2 separate regions of the Homo sapiens genome follow, and region 2 is linked to region 1. The links are chromatin loops, found by intact Hi-C in ENCODE. Cell type or tissue: sigmoid colon. All regions are shown on one strand. Links, peaks and the distances in the headings refer to the core of each region. The heading gives the core; the rest is flanking DNA. Region 1 holds the start of LOC105377543 (a long non-coding RNA gene). Region 2 has its middle 160 kb from the start of LINC02269.

Region 1 (8,349 bases), core at 10-8,009:
TGATAGAAAAAGAAGTTGGCATTCACAGGTCCCCGAGACAGGCCCCAAACAAGATCTGTCGGACGAATGTATAGGCCTTGGGTGTCAGTCTTGGACTTTAAGAGAACTCTGTGCAGAGATGGAATGCAAAGAATGTACATGAAGAAGATAGATAAATGCATAAAGTAAGTGATCCTCTAGTGATCAGAAACATTTTCCTTCACTGTCCCTATATTGCCTCTTAATTTCTGGCCTTGACCTTGTTATTAATTGGGCAGAGTGGATTATAGAGAAGACAACAATGGGAAAAGTAGCTAAGAGCAACATCACTCCTTTGGACTAGATTGAAGCTATGCAAAATGATTTTCAATAAAACCCTCTCTGCTCAGTTTTAAAAGGTACAATCGTACGTTCACATAAAATTGGCTTGTGCATAAAGAAGAGATGGGTTATAATATTTGTATATAGTAAATAACTATATTTTGAGATCTTTACAATTATAAAGGTATTCTAGCAGAATAATTTGTATAAAGTAGCTTAAGTAATAATGGCATTTCAATTAAACCTTGAATGGGTTCCTCTACAGAAATTTCTAAATATGGGGTATAATTTTGATCTGACATTCAGCCCATTGTAGGATTTACATTAAATTGTGAACCACTAGAAAATAGGAGAGTATCTCCTTTTAGTTTTGTGCAATGCTTAGTGCACCTAGAGATCTTAGTGGGTTTTTTTTTAAAGCAAGTACTAGTTTGGCTAATGAAAAATTATTTTTAAAAGATATGTCAACTAGACATCTCCAGTGTGCCATGCCCAAGATTGTATTCTTGATCTTCTTGCCAAATATGTTCTTCCCATAGTCTTCTACATCTTAGTAAATGACACATTTTGCTCAGGCCAAAAGCCTTAGAACCATCCTTAACTCTTCTTTTTGTCTCCCATCCACATCTGATCCATCAGCAAATCTTATGAATGTCTATTTGTTAGGGTATAGGCTCAGTTGCTCTAATAAGGAGATCACAAAATAGAGGCTAACAACCTTAGAGGTTTGTTCTTCCTCACGTAAGAGTTCAGGGAAGATGGTAGTCAGTGCTCCATGACGGGGACAGATCTGCCTCCCTCAAAACATTCCAAGTGCCCTGGTTTCTAGAAAGAAAGAAGGAAAAAGGAGAAGCAAATGCAGGGCAATTATCATTAGGAAGATAGCTTGGAGTCTGCACACATCTCTTCTACTTACATCTCACTGGTGAGAACCTAGTCATATGGACAATCTTTGCTACAAAGGACGCTTGGAAATGTAGTCTCTAGCTGGGCACCCATATGACCAAGAGGAAGGGGTGAACAGATTATGGAAGACAGCCTATGATCTCTGTCACAGGTTTGTATTTCCAAAATATATCTAGTCTCTAATTACTTATCACCTCATCACCCCCATCATCACACTACTAGAAGCCCCAATTGTTCACCATTGCAATATCCTCCTAACTGGCGTTTCTGCTTCTGTTCTTGCTTCCCTAAATGTATTCACAACTGCCTGTGATGATGTTAAAACACATCTGACCAAGACATTTTTTCTGCCCTTAGTCCTGCAATAACTTCTCATCTCATTATGAGTAAGAGCTCATGGTCTAGCCTCTGCTACTTCTTGACCTGAACTTCTACTCATACCAGGGGCTGCTTGTTGGTTCCAACATGTCCTGTTATGCTTCTTCCTCCCGGAACTCACAGCCATGCAATCTAACATCCTCTTCTTCCAGCTCTCCCCCAGGCTCACTCCTCAGCTTCAGGTCCTGATTCAAATGGCTCCTTCCTGGCAAGGCCTTGCCTGGACACCCTATTTAAAACTGCAGCTCTTCCATCACTTGAGACTCTAGCTCCTTTGCCTGTTTTATTTTTCTCCTTGGCTCCTTCTGTCATACTGTATATTTTACTTATTTGTCTTGTTTCTTCTCCCCTGCCACCGCCAGTTTACTCCCCAACCCCAGAAGGTTCACTCCAAGATAGCAGATGTTTTTGCCTGTTTTGTTCTTAGCATCTTATATAGCATCTGACCCCATAGTAGTTGCTCAATAAATACATTTAAGGAAATTATAGAGAGAATAAATGTGTCAGTAAACCTCAGCCATCTGATTTTCCATTTAAAGCACAACCTTGGTATAGATATCTGGAAATTAAGGAAACAATCTGATAATAATAATTAATGTGAAGCTATAAGACCAGGAACTATGAATGAGCTATGGAAGAAATCTCAGACTTGAAATTGGAAGATTTAAATTTAATTGCCATTTTGAGACTAACCTATTTATGAAATTTAACGATTAGCTTCCTCTCTTTCGGCCTCAGTTTTCTCAGCTAAGTAAAGCATAAATATGCACTTCAGAGGTATTTGGAAGCTGAAAGATGTGAAAAAGACAATGCCATATCTGAAAGTGGTCGCATATATTTATTCTTAAGTTTACAACATTTATTAAAATAGGAATATCATGGGATTTACTAATTTCAAGAAGTTCATCTGGGTCCTTTGGATAAAACAGTCTTTTTCTGTTTTATGTTTCAGATTCTAACCCTAAGGTTGTGTTGAACCTCAAAGATGCCTTGAATATATTTAGTAAAATAACTACAGTAATAGTAACTAGAAACTTTCTGTATGTAGTTAAGTATTTTCATATAAGTTATTGCATTAAATCTTCATAAAAGCCCTATAAGTACCTACAGAAACATATGATTGTTGCAGGCTTTATTAATTACAATTATAATAAAATGAAATTTAAAAATACTTCAATGTTGGCACTAAGGTACAATTAAAAAAAATTGTTTAAACATAAAATCAGTATTTTTTTCCTGAAATGGGTGGTTACTTACATGGTAACTTTTCTCCATTAATCTATTATTTCCTCAAGTTCAACCAACAAAGAATGTCATAAATTTTAAAAGTAAAAAGCAATTTCTTTCAAAATAATTCCCTCTCTTACACTATGATAAAAGTGCATGGGAAACATTACTAAATCAAAATTAACTGCTCCAGTGTCCTGCCTAAATTAGAAAAAAAAAGAACATGTATTTCTGTGCATGTTAACTACACATAGCCCCATTAATAATTTTTTGTATAGAATTTATAAGCGCAGCGAACTTAGAAAAATTAAGCAAATCATAGAGAAAATGACAGAGTTTGGAAATATCAAGGAACCAGCCCAGATTCTCTGCTAATTTAGTTTCGGGACATGAGAATAGTGCTTTTTTATCTCAGACTTGGCTCAAGCTTGGGGAAAAACATTTCCCCAGGAAATTTTAGCCCAGCTGAAGCAATTGATTTTTACTGCTTGTACCCAGCATCCTCATTTTTCAGCGCTACTCAATGCACAACCACTCAGCCATACACATTCGGATGGTTATTCAGAATTGAATCAACAACTTTGACAGAGTCAATATCTCTGCTGGCCTGTAACAAAATGGCCTTGTTATTCCAGAAGATGGACAAGAACCAGATTAGACATCCCAGTTTCCTAGCTACAGAAATTTAGACAATCAAAAACAGTGTTGGAATATCCAGTGTTTCTTAAGATACCATGGAGGGAGCACATGCTTCAAAAAGGGCATGGTGCAATTCTTCAAGAGGATAAAATGTATCATATTCTAAAAAATACCTTTAAAAATGGACAACTCAAACTTCCTGTTATTTTATGGATGAGTCTGGACACACTCACAAAACCTTTTTCTACAAAATTTTCAGTTTATCGGCCACAGTGGTGGCCATAATAAAATTCTTGACAGTATTACTTTTAACGCAAACAACAGATAACTTCAACTGATTGAAATAAAAATGTAAAAGCTCCCTGGATGTTAAAAGAATAACTGAATGGCTCCTTGCAAATCTTCTACCTAGATAAATTTTGTTCTGAATATGGAAGTTTTAGTATCACCATTACTTTCATTAAGTTTTATAATGGTAGCTAAGATAAGTCTAGCTCAGAAAATGCCAGAGTGTTTTAGGTTTAAAGGGTCACTTCCTTAATAGATTGGGGTTGTGTCAGATCTACTTTAAAATGAGATAGTACATATAAAAATACTTTGAAAAGTTAAAAGCATCACATAAAAGCAGGACCTTTCTTAGATGGAAACCCTGTTTTGGAAGCACTTAACTATAATTGCAAATGCTGATAAATGAAAAAATAGGTCACCAAAAATGCTTTCATAGGCGTTTTCTTCCCCAGTGCAAGTGCATTCACTGATGAGAAGAATCTATGCCATGCGGTAACACAGCAAGACCATTTAAATACCTATCATGTAATAAGTAATCAAATCCGAGGGCTCCCTTGGGCTTTTAGCTCCAGGATGAATTTTTCCCCACCCTTTTTGGCCCTGTGTAAATGTAATTTTGTTTTAATAATGTTTTTAAATTATGGTTGTCTAATAAACATAATTTTAAAAATTGTCCTTCAAAAAGGACTCACTTTTCAAGACTACTTTGTAAACCAGTAAGCTTCTCCTGACTTGTTCTCCTCGAAGGGTCTGGATGGTTTCATTTACTTCTTCACTTTTATAGGAAAAACAATGTAAAAAATTTTTATTATCGATAGAGCATTAAGAAACAACTTCATGCAAAACAATTAGTCTGGCCTTAGGTTGTGCCCTGTAAAGCTGTTAGATAGCTCTATCTCCCTCTACTGGCAAAGTCAGCATCCCAGATTCTGAGTTCCTTGACCCAAAGAATGTCACCCCCAGAAACAAACAAGAAAACAAACGAGAGCTGCTTCCACAATTAGCCCTAAGCCAGACAAGACTGGGAATTTTCTTCCCATCTTACAAAGAAAAAGGATTACCATGAATAAGCAGTGTTCAGAGGAAAAATGGGAACTATTTTCCTTAAACATTAAAAAAAGTACCAAGAAGATTCTTGGAGGTTAAAATGCAAGTGCACAATGATCCGTGTGCAGAGAATGTGACTTTTTTTCCAGGATAAATAAAAAAGAACTAAACAATTTGTAGAATGCAGTCACATCAAATCTGATGGTGGAGAATGTGTGTACATTTTTTAAAAAATCAAATACCTTACCTTCTTGATAAATGGCTCATAAGGGCACTACTACCAGGAGTCGCTGAAGGCAGAACCCGAGCTTAGGTATTTTAAGTGGCATTACATGTTCTCTTCAAGTTCATAGGGTTAAACAGGTAAGTGGTTTCACATGTGGTTCCTTCCTAAAAAATGAGGACAATAATGATGAGCTAGCCACTTTTTTAGAGGTGGAAAAAAACTAGTTAGAATCCACGCTCTCTGGAGACAGAGTTCTGCAGTAAGTGGAACCTTCTGACGATGGAGCCTGGAGCCAGCAGCTGGGTTCTGTCACCCTGACTGGGGCGGCCCTGTTAGTGTAGCGTGACCCCTGGCGCATTCGCACAGATAATACCGGCACCTCTTTTCACTCTAATCTCCTACCCGTCTGAGCAATTCAGCAGGAGATAGGGGCATTAAGGCCGTATTATTCCAAACAACATTTAGCTGAATGGTAGCTGAAGATTGTGACAGCAAAAGACAAATTCTCCTGGTCAAATACTTTCCTTCCCAGAAAACCTTCCTGTTTCAGTACTTTTGAGACACAAAAATGTCATTAAAATGGAACCAAAGCGGGAATCCCACACCATCCTTAGCTGAACCTAGGAAAACTTTGAAATTCCAAACAGAATTTCTTGGAGTTTCTCATGCTACAATGGCCTGTGATAAATAACACCAAATAGCCAGATAAAGAAGGAATCATTTATTCATGTATTTGCATATTTTGTTGACATTATGCCATATCTCCAGATATGGCTGTTGTTCACAAGTGAGCAGAGTTCCAGGGAGAGATGTACAGATAGCCTGTTTTTGTAATATGTATCTAAATACTTGGTGGCATGTAGCCAATCTTCCTGGAAGGAGATGGTGTTATAAGCCCATAACCTAGGTCAGAACTCTAAATGCCAATGGCAGAGTGTTGCTTTTTATGTTGGTGATACAACATCGTCTGCATTTAGATAGCTGATAATGTGTTTTCTCAAAGCTGAAGGGGCAAAAGTAAAAACTTTCTTAAATGTTTACAGATAATTTTAGTGCTATAACTGTAGGCTAACATTACTTTGTTTTTCAAAGTGGGAATCTAAGTAAATTAATATTTAATATATATTCAGGAAATTAACAGCACTCTTCCTGGTTGCTTTTTCTATTTCTGTTGTTTTTCCTTTCAAAATATACAACAACAGGATTTTGCTGTGATGTTCTAATAATTTAATTTGGGTTTTAAAATTCTAGCAATGGGACTTATGGGAAAAAATAAACTATCTCTCCGGTAATCTGCAATGCCTGGTGCTCTGAAATAAGATCAGACAGTGATCAGAGATGATTCTTTCCTGTGACAGGGCACTGTGTTTTGGCAAAAGCTGATTATTCTCTTAGTTTTGTCTGTGCAGAACATGAGGTTGCTTATGTGCGAAAAGTTGCTGGGTTGCTACAGCCAAGACGTCTCACACTTTGAGGTCCACAATGGTTATTAATTAAGAATAATAAAAATAATGTTTAAAATCTCCTTCTGGAAAAATATGCGTATTTCATACTTAACAGGAAGTGAATACAGCAATGAAGAGCTGTTTTACATATCTTTTAAACAATAATGAAAGACTTGTTTAATAATAAAGATTGGAATTCCTACTTTGAATAGCATATTATATAGCACTATAATTCATACTTCATCTGAGAAAAATATATTTCCTGCGTGTCAGCCAAAATAGGTTCATTTGATGTTGTTCTGTTGATCAAAGGAAGTAGGCTCACTTTGTGGGCATGTACGAACATCATGTCATGGTTAAAACATAGCCAAATAGGGTTGTGGGAAGAGCTAGATTAAAAAATAGGCAAATGAAGCAATCTGTCCAGGTCACTGAGCTACATAAATCACTAGAATAAATAATAAATATGATGCCAGGAAACTAGGTTTTCTGCAGAACACTTTGTACATAACTGATAAACTGTAACTTGGTCCCTCTCATAATGAAAATAAAAAACATTTCTTGCCTTTGTCCACAACAGTCTATTTCTTGATGAGTATTTAATTTTGGCTGTGATTCGCAAGACAGCGTAGAGTTCCAGGGAGAGTTCACTAAAATTCAGAAACAATACAAGACTTTACTGGAAAAGTGATTTATTACATTATTGAAATAATTATTTAAAATTTCAATTGTTTAATATACTCCTTAAAAAATTGTTTATCCCAAAGCATTGCAAATGCAAATTGAAAAATAAAGAAATGCAGATAAATGAGATGATTTAACGGGCATGAAAGCCGGGAGAAAACAAGCATTTACATTATTTTGAACTAAACTTTCTAATTACACCTATGCAAGCTGTAGCAAATGATGGAAAAGTGTAAATAAAAGACAACTTCCCAACTCTTAAAATATCTTTTTAATGGAGTAACAAAAACCAATTACAGCAGCAACGGCAAAAAGCAATCATAGGAATATATTTAACAATAAATATTCACAGAAGAAAACTATACTATTGGAAGTAAAAGTATTCATGACAACAGGAAAGACATTCCCTATTCTAGCATTGGATGTCTCAATAGGATGATGCCAGTTCTCCATTAATTAATTTATACATTTACTGTAATCCCAATAAAAATACCAGTGACTTTCTTTTTAACAGAGCTAGGCAATTTGGTACTTAAATTCATGTGAAACAATAAACACAGATGACTAGCTAGAAAAACACTGAGAAGAAAGGCAATTAATTAGCAGGGGCTAGGCCTACAAAATAAGAGAACATACTACAAAGCATTTTAATCAAAACAGTGTGATGCTTGTGTGTGAACGGCTAAAAGACCAACACAACAGAATAATAATCCAGAGATAGTCCCGCTATATATGGAGATCTAGTGTATGGTAACGGTGCTTTTCAAGTGACTGAGGTAAAAAATTTTTTGTCTCATTTTTAATAAATTTATTGGGACAACTAGATGGCCACTTGGGAAAAAATAAAATTAGATTCAGCTTTTGCATCAAATAAATCAGAGATGTGGAAGTAAACATGAATTATACAGGCACTACAAGAGAGCATCAGTAAATTCTTCTCTGGGTGAAGAAAAACTTTCTAAGTATAATTGAAAATCCAGATTCACCAAAGGAAACTACGATAAGTTGTACTATATAAATTTATAAATTTCATGGCAAAAAATAAGAAAGCTAAATATTATAAACAAATTCAAAAGACAAATAACAAACTAGGAAAAAATACCTACAGTATATATGACAGAGAAGGCCAATTTCTGTAATATTCAAAGAACTTACAAAATTTGAAGAAAAGAACAACAAAAATCCTATAGGGGAAAAAAAGATCAAATT
Region 2 (8,349 bases), core at 12-8,011, 250 kb before region 1:
GAAGACTTGAACGTCACCACAACCAATTTGACCTATTTCACATTTAGAGAAGACTACACCCAACAATGATATGACACACATCCCTTTCAAGTGCATAAGGAACTTTCCTGTGGTTAGGTATATACTGGGTCATAAAACAAGTCTTGATAAGCTTTAAAAGACTGAAATTACATATAGTATATGAGCATAACAGAATTAAATTAGAAATCAATTAAAAATATGTGGAAAATATCTGAATATTCAAAAATAGAACAAGATATTTCTAAATAATCCACAGATCAAAGAAGAAATCTCAGAGGAAATCTCAAAGGAAATCAGAATTTTTTTGAATTGAATGACAACGAAAACATAAAATACCAAAATTTGTAGGCTGTAGTTAAAACAGTGCTTACAGGGAAATTGATAACATTAAATACTCACATTAGAAAATAACATAGAGTTTTGATCATTACACCCTCCATTCATATAACAAAATGTTACATATAACTCATAAATATGTAAAATATTGTATATCAGAAAAAAATAGAGCTTTAAATTAATATGTTGCACCTTAACAAACTAGGCAAAGAAGGGAAAATATGCACAACATTTTGCATGTAATTTCTTGTGATCCTGGAACCCTCTGAAACCTATCATGAACTGCCGGTTAAGAATCCCTGATCCCAGGCCTGGCACGGTGGCTCACACCTGTAATCCCAGCAGTTTGGGAGGCCTAGGTGGGAGGATCACGAGGTCAGGAGATCAAGACCATCTTGGCCAACATGGTGAAATCCTGTCTCTGCTAAAATATGAAAAATCATCCAGGTGTAGTGGCCCATGCCTGTAATCCCAGCTACTTGGGAGGCTGACACAGGTGAATTGTTTGAACCCGGGAGGCAGAGGTTGCAGTGAGCTGAGATCACGCCACTGCACTCCAGCCTGATGACAGAGCAAGAGTCTGTCAAAAAAAAAAAAAAAAAAAAAAATCCCTGATCCCTAATGATTAATCCCAAATTTGTATCCCCATCCCAGACCTCAGTCCTGAGCTCCAGAATTTTAGGTTGAAATGCTTTCAGGACATCTACAGTTAAACAGTTCACAGACACCTAAAAATTAAAACTTCCAAAACATAGTGAACTAACTCCTCCTCCTGTTTCCTTTCTTCCCATATCTCTTCTTCCTTGTCTCAACCTATACCAAGGAACTATGTGACCACCCGCTTAGCTGCCCATATTGAAATCCTGGGCATCTTCTCTTTCCCTCACTCACGCATATAGTCAATCCCTAAATCCTGCTTTTTTTTTTTTTTTTTCAACACCTAAAACCTCTCACAGCCACCTGTTTTTCTCCATCCTGTTGCTGTTGTCATCAAGTAGGTCATGAACATTTCCTGGGTAGATCTGTGAACAGCTTCCTAACTCATCCCTCCTCTCCCTCACCTCTGGTTGCTCTTTCTGTATATCCACTTTCACAAGGCAGTGAGGATGACATTTCAAAATGGGCTAATATGATCTTGACATGTCTTCATTGATGACCTTTATCTAGCTTTGCTGTGTCCTTGGGATTGATTCCAGTGTCTCTAACATGGCTTATAAGACCCTTCATGATTGGGACCCTATTCATCCCGAGTCTTCTCCTCATGTTCTGCTCTTAACTTTATGTTCACTGATAATGAATTATTTCTGTTTCTCTCCGTTTCATGCTTTGCTCTTTCTTTTAGGCCTTCACAGATGCTGTTCCTTTTGTCTGGAATATTTTTCCTGACCCCTTTCCCTTTATACCCTCATCCCCACTCCCCCCCACCCCACCCTCACTTTATCGAATCATTCCTATTCAGCCTGTAGACCTAATTTAGCTGTGATTTCTCTGTCAGGACTTCCCAGATCTTCCTTCTGCGGCTTCCCTGTCTCCTCCTCCAGTGAGTTAGTGTCCCTGCTGAGAATCTCATTGCATTTTATCATTCTGAATTGGAATTTCTGAATTGTGTGTCTTCCCCACTCAACTCTAAATATAATGTTTATCCTTGCAGATATTGTGGTGCCTTATATTTTGACAACCTTTGGCCATATAAGGATTCTGGAATTACTAATTACCTGGGAAAATACATGAAAACTATAATGTAAATAAAGCAAAACCGGTAGACATTCAATAAATATGTAATTTATGTGCTTGTGATTAAATAGTGTATTTCACTGTCATAACCTATTCTCCTATAAATTTTTTGTCTATTCTGTTGACAAGGAAAGTATAATTATTTGTTTTGTTAATAAGCATTGGGCTGTATTGGACAGATTATGAGAAATATTAAATGTTATAGTTTTCTCTTATTTTTCTATATATTTGATTATCTTTTCCTTTCCTTGAGAGGAATTCTGAGCATAGAATTATAGATATTTGCTTGAGAATCTGTGATGTATTCAGTTTAGCATCCCAAATGAATGCAAAATTGATGAGCTTTTGAATGTGCTAAGTCATTTTGCCTGCTTTTTATTTTTGCATTATTAAGTTGTCATTGCCTGTTCTCTTTTGTCCTTTTACTCTGCACATCCAAATGTTCAGTCCTAAAATTATACCATGCCATCACCAAATGTCCAGCACCAGATCCTTATTAGGAGAATAACAGATCCGCTAGAGATTAGAAGGGGTCAGTATGCCCTTTTGGCGTGACTCTCATACACTGTACTCTACTTCGGTAGAAAAACAAAATCATTAAAATAACGTCACACATGAATACTCATTAAACCATGTTATAAACTTTCAGTTCATTTCACCAGGTCTGAGATTCAGTTTATCTGTTCATCAGGTGATGCAGATAAAAGTGGCAAAGAATTTTGGGGGTATTTAAAGAAATAACCTATAGTTATGTGCTCCTAATTTTAGCTACCTGTATAATATAGTAGGAGAAAAATCAATAGAAAAGTAAATGTGGTCAAGTGTAACTGAACAATATTGGTGTCAGCCCTGACCATAAATATAGCACATTTAGAAGTGTTCTAAGCATAACCAAGCCAATTATTGTGTCAGCCCTAACTCTGGAGCTACAAGGAGAAAAAGAAGTATCATTCATATGGAAAAAGAATTGGATCCAGGCATACGGATATCTTATAGGTATTTGATGTTCCACAGAAAAAATAACCTAAGAGACTATTATCAAGAGATTAAAGCTTTAAATTTAATAGATCTGTTGGCTTCCCCCCCCCCCCCATTTGAGTCAGTGGTTAGGTTATTGATGTCATTCATTCATTTATTCACTCATCAAACTCTTATTCACCCAGTGCATGGCATGCACAGTGCTGCTGGGGCTCCAGACATACATAGCACACAATCCGTGACATCAAGCAGGAAGAACTAAAGGCAGAGACTGTGGGTGCTCTATGTGCATATATGCTTCTCTCTGAGGAAATTTAGGTCATGCTCTCCGGCCTCCACTTGAAGTGAACCTCTACCCTGTCCCTCTCCCTGGATTCCTGTGGAAATGTTAGAGGAATACTCAAGGCAACTGTAGCTGCCCCAATTTGGATGCTTCCTGTTAAAATATTCAGAGGATTCCATGTTATTTTCCCCAAATAAATATTCTAAGTAAATGTAGGTTTCATTTACTTAGGGTTATTTTCCCCAAATAAATATTCTAAGTAAATGTAGGTTTCATTTACTCAGGGTTATTTTCCCCAAATAAATATTCTAAGTAAATGTAGGTTTACATTGATCTTTTACTTAATTTAGAAAGAACCTTCAACGGTGCATTACATTTGTTGCTATGTAATGTCAAGGATTACTATCATTGTGATTGGTGCCATCTGCAATAAATGCAGAGGAAGAAGCACATAGCAGGGCTGAAGATTTAGAGCCTCTCTCCCAGTGGACACGAGCTTATGTTAGGACATGCCTCTAAATTGGTATGACTCACATGGCAAGAGGATAGATTTCTCTGTGCCTTTTATATTTTGTTTTGTTCCTTAAAAGTTTTTTTTCTTTTTCTTCCCCTGGGGATAGAAATATGTTTTTTCCATTTTTACAGGCAAACCACTTCAATAGAACATGGCTGGCGGCCATATGGACATATTTGAATCCAACAATTAATTCAGCAAAGAAAGCTGCTTGTGGCAAGTTTTGAATGTGCCATTCCAGGTAGTGCTTTGATGATAAATGAGGAGAAGATTGCAAAGAAAATGACAGCAACATTTATAAAAGGGTATGTTTCCTTTATTCATTTAATGATATTCAAATTATTAGTTGTTGTCTATTTAATGTGAAGTCTATGGCACTTGAAGGAGGTACTTAACACTTTCTATGTATAATTTTACGGCAAAAAATATGGTGTTAATTTTCAAGGCACTTACAATCTAGCAAACTTTGGAATGAGTAAATGTATTACCCTTATCTGAAACTCCTAAGTCTAGACTTTTGGCTGGCATGGCTTCCAGAACTGGCTTTATGATGGTATTTCAGAACCAGCACTTCCAGCCAAAACCAATAAGTGTGGAGTGGCTCAAAGACGGAAATTACCAAACCAAACCAAAACAGAAACCCCTCAAAACAGAAAAACAAGCTCACGTTAACGAAACACATTAGAATCTCATAAAGGACTATTAGGAATATCTAGGAAACCACTCATTGTTTTTGTTTTATTTCACTAGGTTTTGTCTCAAGGTTGTCCTATCCCTGGATGATCCCTTCAGCTCTAACATTTGCAGAATCAAAGCTTTAGCTTCCAGTCATCACTCTTCACATGCAGGGAGCACACATGGTGTGTGGCTAGGATCCTTTCCCTTTAGAATTCCTTGGCATCAAGAGTAGATAAAAGGGGAAATAAAAGTATCAGGATATTATGTGGGTTTCATGTACATTTTACTGAAAGATAACTGTTTAACCTCCATCCAGGGAAATGAAATACTCCATGGCCATCCAAAGACCTGAGAAGTATACATTAACAATTCTGTGAACACTGGATTAAATATTTCCTCTGAAAAAATCTATAGCAGCTTATTTTTGTCTAATTTTATCAGCTACTTTTAATAATGTTACCACTTAAACACTTAGATATTTATTGCGTGTACCATAAAAATATCAATTAGTTGAGTTTCTGAACTGAAACATGTGGTCAGATACCCAAATTATAATTTAATTCAAATTAATAAGACATTGCAAATATGGTGATAGTTGCAACTATCCACAATATCCCAAAGGGTCTGACTTCTGGAGGGAGATATAAACTCCCTCCAGAGCATTTTATAGAGGTAATGTTTATATTTCCCTTCAGAAGTTGAACCTATTGGGATATTGTGTTTATATTTTCAGTTTCAGCCACTATTATCCCAATATGCACACTGCACTTCACTTAGATGAAGCATAAAGGATATCTTCCCCATTCTTTTCATTGAATGAGAATAGAATTATTGGATATGACTTTTAAAAATTACTAAAACGTATAAAATAATGGCACTACATATTTCCATATTTAAAGTGTGACAGAGAACTGCAGGCAGTAGTGTTGTGCAATTATGAGAATAGACAGCAAAGAACTGAAATGTTGCCCGGCATTGTTTATTTTTGAAAGCTTTATGTATACACCAGGAATGCAAAGAAGTACAAATCCTGGGAAAGGGTTAAGTGATGGGACCATCAGCTCTGCAAGGCTGTGGTGCATGAATCTCTTGACTTTCAAACAGTTTGGTAGGGTATGGCTCTTTCAATGTGTAGAAGTCATGACACAATGCAGGAAGTTTATTGAAACCTTTGTACTGCTATATTTAGCCTGACATCCAGTGTTCTAGGCTAGTTACAAGACAGTGTGATCTCCTTACAGAATACCAAAATGAACTATTTACACTAAAGGAAAGTAGTTTAGGAATGTTTCAGAGAAGAATTAAATATGGGGTAAATATTATCTTCATTCCTTTGCAAAAACCTGTTTTATACTAGTTATTTCATTTTACTTTGAATTTGGATTCATGCTTAGGGGAAAATAGTTAGATTTTATGTTCCAAACATAATTAATTGTTATGGTTACAGTAAAATGAAAATCATAATGGGAAGAATTTGCAATATGGAAGAAAATCACCCACCATTATGTAGCCTTAATCAGATTTAAAAATTTAGGCTCACTTTTTGATTTGTTGCTTAGAGCATAACCCCTTAATCCCTTTATGGGTACTTTTTGTCACATATAAAATGGAGAAAGTAATAATTACAACCTGCTTTTGAGGCTCCTTGGAAGATGAATACAATGAAAAGTAGAAAAATCAATCTTTATTATTATTATGTTTGAGACGCTGGCAGAACAGTGTGATTCCAACATGATATCTAATTACAGCCAAAATTTTTCAGGAGGCAGTAGCTAATTTTGCACATCTTCTTTAATTGCCACATTTTCATGGGAACTTACATGGCAATTGATTAGAAGTCAAGGTTTTAAAGGTATGAAGAAACATTATCTTTCACATGCCATCAGCATGATCTGTCAAAAATACAGTTTGCCATTTTACTTCAGTGTTAAAAATTCCTCAGTGATTTCTCCATTGAATTCAAGATGAGCATAATATGCACAGTATTGCATAATGCAGATCTGATCAACTTTTTTCAGTTTCAGTCGCCATCATCCCAATATACACACTGCACTTTACTTTCACCAAACTTCATAGAGCGCCCTGACCGCACCAAGCTCTCCTGAACTTTCTTGCCTTCACTTGTATTTTTCCCTCTGCCGGATGTGCCATATCCTCATTACTGCCCCCACCAACATAGTGTAATCTTCTCAGTTTGAAAATTAAGCTTATATCACCTCCTCTACATACCTGTTTCTGACCTTGCCGTTGCCTGAAGACAATGCTGTATTTGTTTAATATGACTCTCTCCCAAACACACTGTGGGCTCCTTAAGTGTAGTCTCTCTGTTCTTTCTACCTTTATATCCCCAGAGCCTAGCTCAGTGTTTGCTGACTGAATAAGTGAATAAAAGAATGAAACTCTGATATGAACTGTATAATGTCTCTCTAGAAGCATCTGGAATTTGTCATTAATAATAAATTAAGTTGCTTTAATCTTCCAGAGTTTGGAACTAATTGAGAGATGGGACCAAGAAACAGGCATGTCAAAATCAAAATGACAGCTTTGTTACAGTTAATAAAGGCTTGGTTGGGGGACATGACTTATGTGGTTATAAGACATTTCCTAGTGGAACCCAAGAATTGGGCACAAGACCTTCTCAGTCAAGGCAGTTCTGAACAACCACAGGCCACCTTCCTATTTAGGTATAGAGTCTTGACCACTAAGTCTGTGACATGAGCAAGAGTAGATCAGAACATCTGCATGTGGTCAGATCCTAAAGAGAATGAGGAAAAATGCTGATCCAGGCCTGTTTACTTTCTACTCCAAACCCATCAGTTAGTTAATTCTATCCTTTTCCCTTAGGAAACAATTGGCATAGGGGCAGATAAGCTAGAAGTGTTCTTTGAATGAATCTCTTACTGTAGGGGAACAGTAAATTAGGGGAATGTAAGCTCCCCTGGTTGCCTTCCTATAGCACTTCCAACAGTTCTCTTTTCATATGTCCTTTCCCTGGCAATAGTACTGTGCTTTCCCCAGCTAGCAGAGCATAATTACAGAGCCAGTGTTACAGTTGATAGTTCATCCTCTCTGGTGAGCAACTGGCAGAGATCATCCACCTGTAGTCTCAGACTTATAATGAATTGTTGGTATCTTATATTTCAATTTTTAAATATAAAACTAATACCTGATAACCTTAAAAATTACAAGTGATTCAGATACATAAAAGTAAGCTTCCCTAAAACTTTTTCTCTCTTCCAACCTTCTCCCCTGGGTGGTGATAACTATTGTTTATGTATGTATCTCCAGACTTTAAAAATAGCCATTTATGAATGTTTAGGCATAAACATTTTTGAAATCACAAGTACTTGATAACTGATAGACACTTTCCCACCTCAATTTATATGCTTAACTCATTCTTTTTGGCATACCATAGTATGAATGTTTCATATTCCCCCCTATTCTCTGGATACTTAGGTTGTTTCCAATTTTTCACTACACAAAGAATAAAGATTCTGTACAACCATCTCTCTTACTATTTCTGTAGGAGAAATTCTTATAAGTAAAAGCTGAGTCAAGTAATTTGTACATCATAATTCTGATGGATATTGCTGCATTGTGCTTTCAAAGTCTATACTAACAATATATCAAGTTCCCATTTCCTGAAACTTATGGATCCTGGATATCATAAAGCTTTCAAGTTTTTGCCAATCTAGTGGTGGAAACATATCTTATTGTTTAAATTTCCATTTCCTTTTTTACTTATGATATTAAACATGATTCTGTATCGTTAGCAGTCTTTGGTACTTCCTCTTCTGCCAGTTCA

The links. A loop is a pair of places that touch in the nucleus more often than their neighbours do. Peaks named below come from ENCODE experiments on the same cell type or tissue, not always from the same donor. Only the 100,000 strongest peaks of a DNase experiment are listed, where the experiment ranks them.
Region 2: it touches region 1 in a loop (2.1-fold over the local background); 6 of 110 quality-filtered maps call a loop at or near these places.

Annotation. Positions count from the first base shown.
Region 1 is chr4:173,985,675-173,994,023 of GRCh38, forward strand. LOC105377543 (a long non-coding RNA gene) reads right to left here and starts at 5,292. Exons shown (of 4, transcript NR_188468.1): 1 at 5,033-5,292. In sigmoid colon, for the core only: CTCF peaks have their summits at 4,644 (motif pointing left) and 4,844; a DNase peak (open chromatin) is centred at 5,337.
Region 2 is chr4:173,731,373-173,739,721 of GRCh38, forward strand. No RefSeq gene overlaps it. Among named protein-coding and RNA genes, the nearest start is that of LINC02269, 160 kb to the right of the region's middle. RefSeq lists a silencer at 656-847. In sigmoid colon, for the core only: no CTCF peak of the experiment used is centred there; no DNase peak of the experiment used is centred there.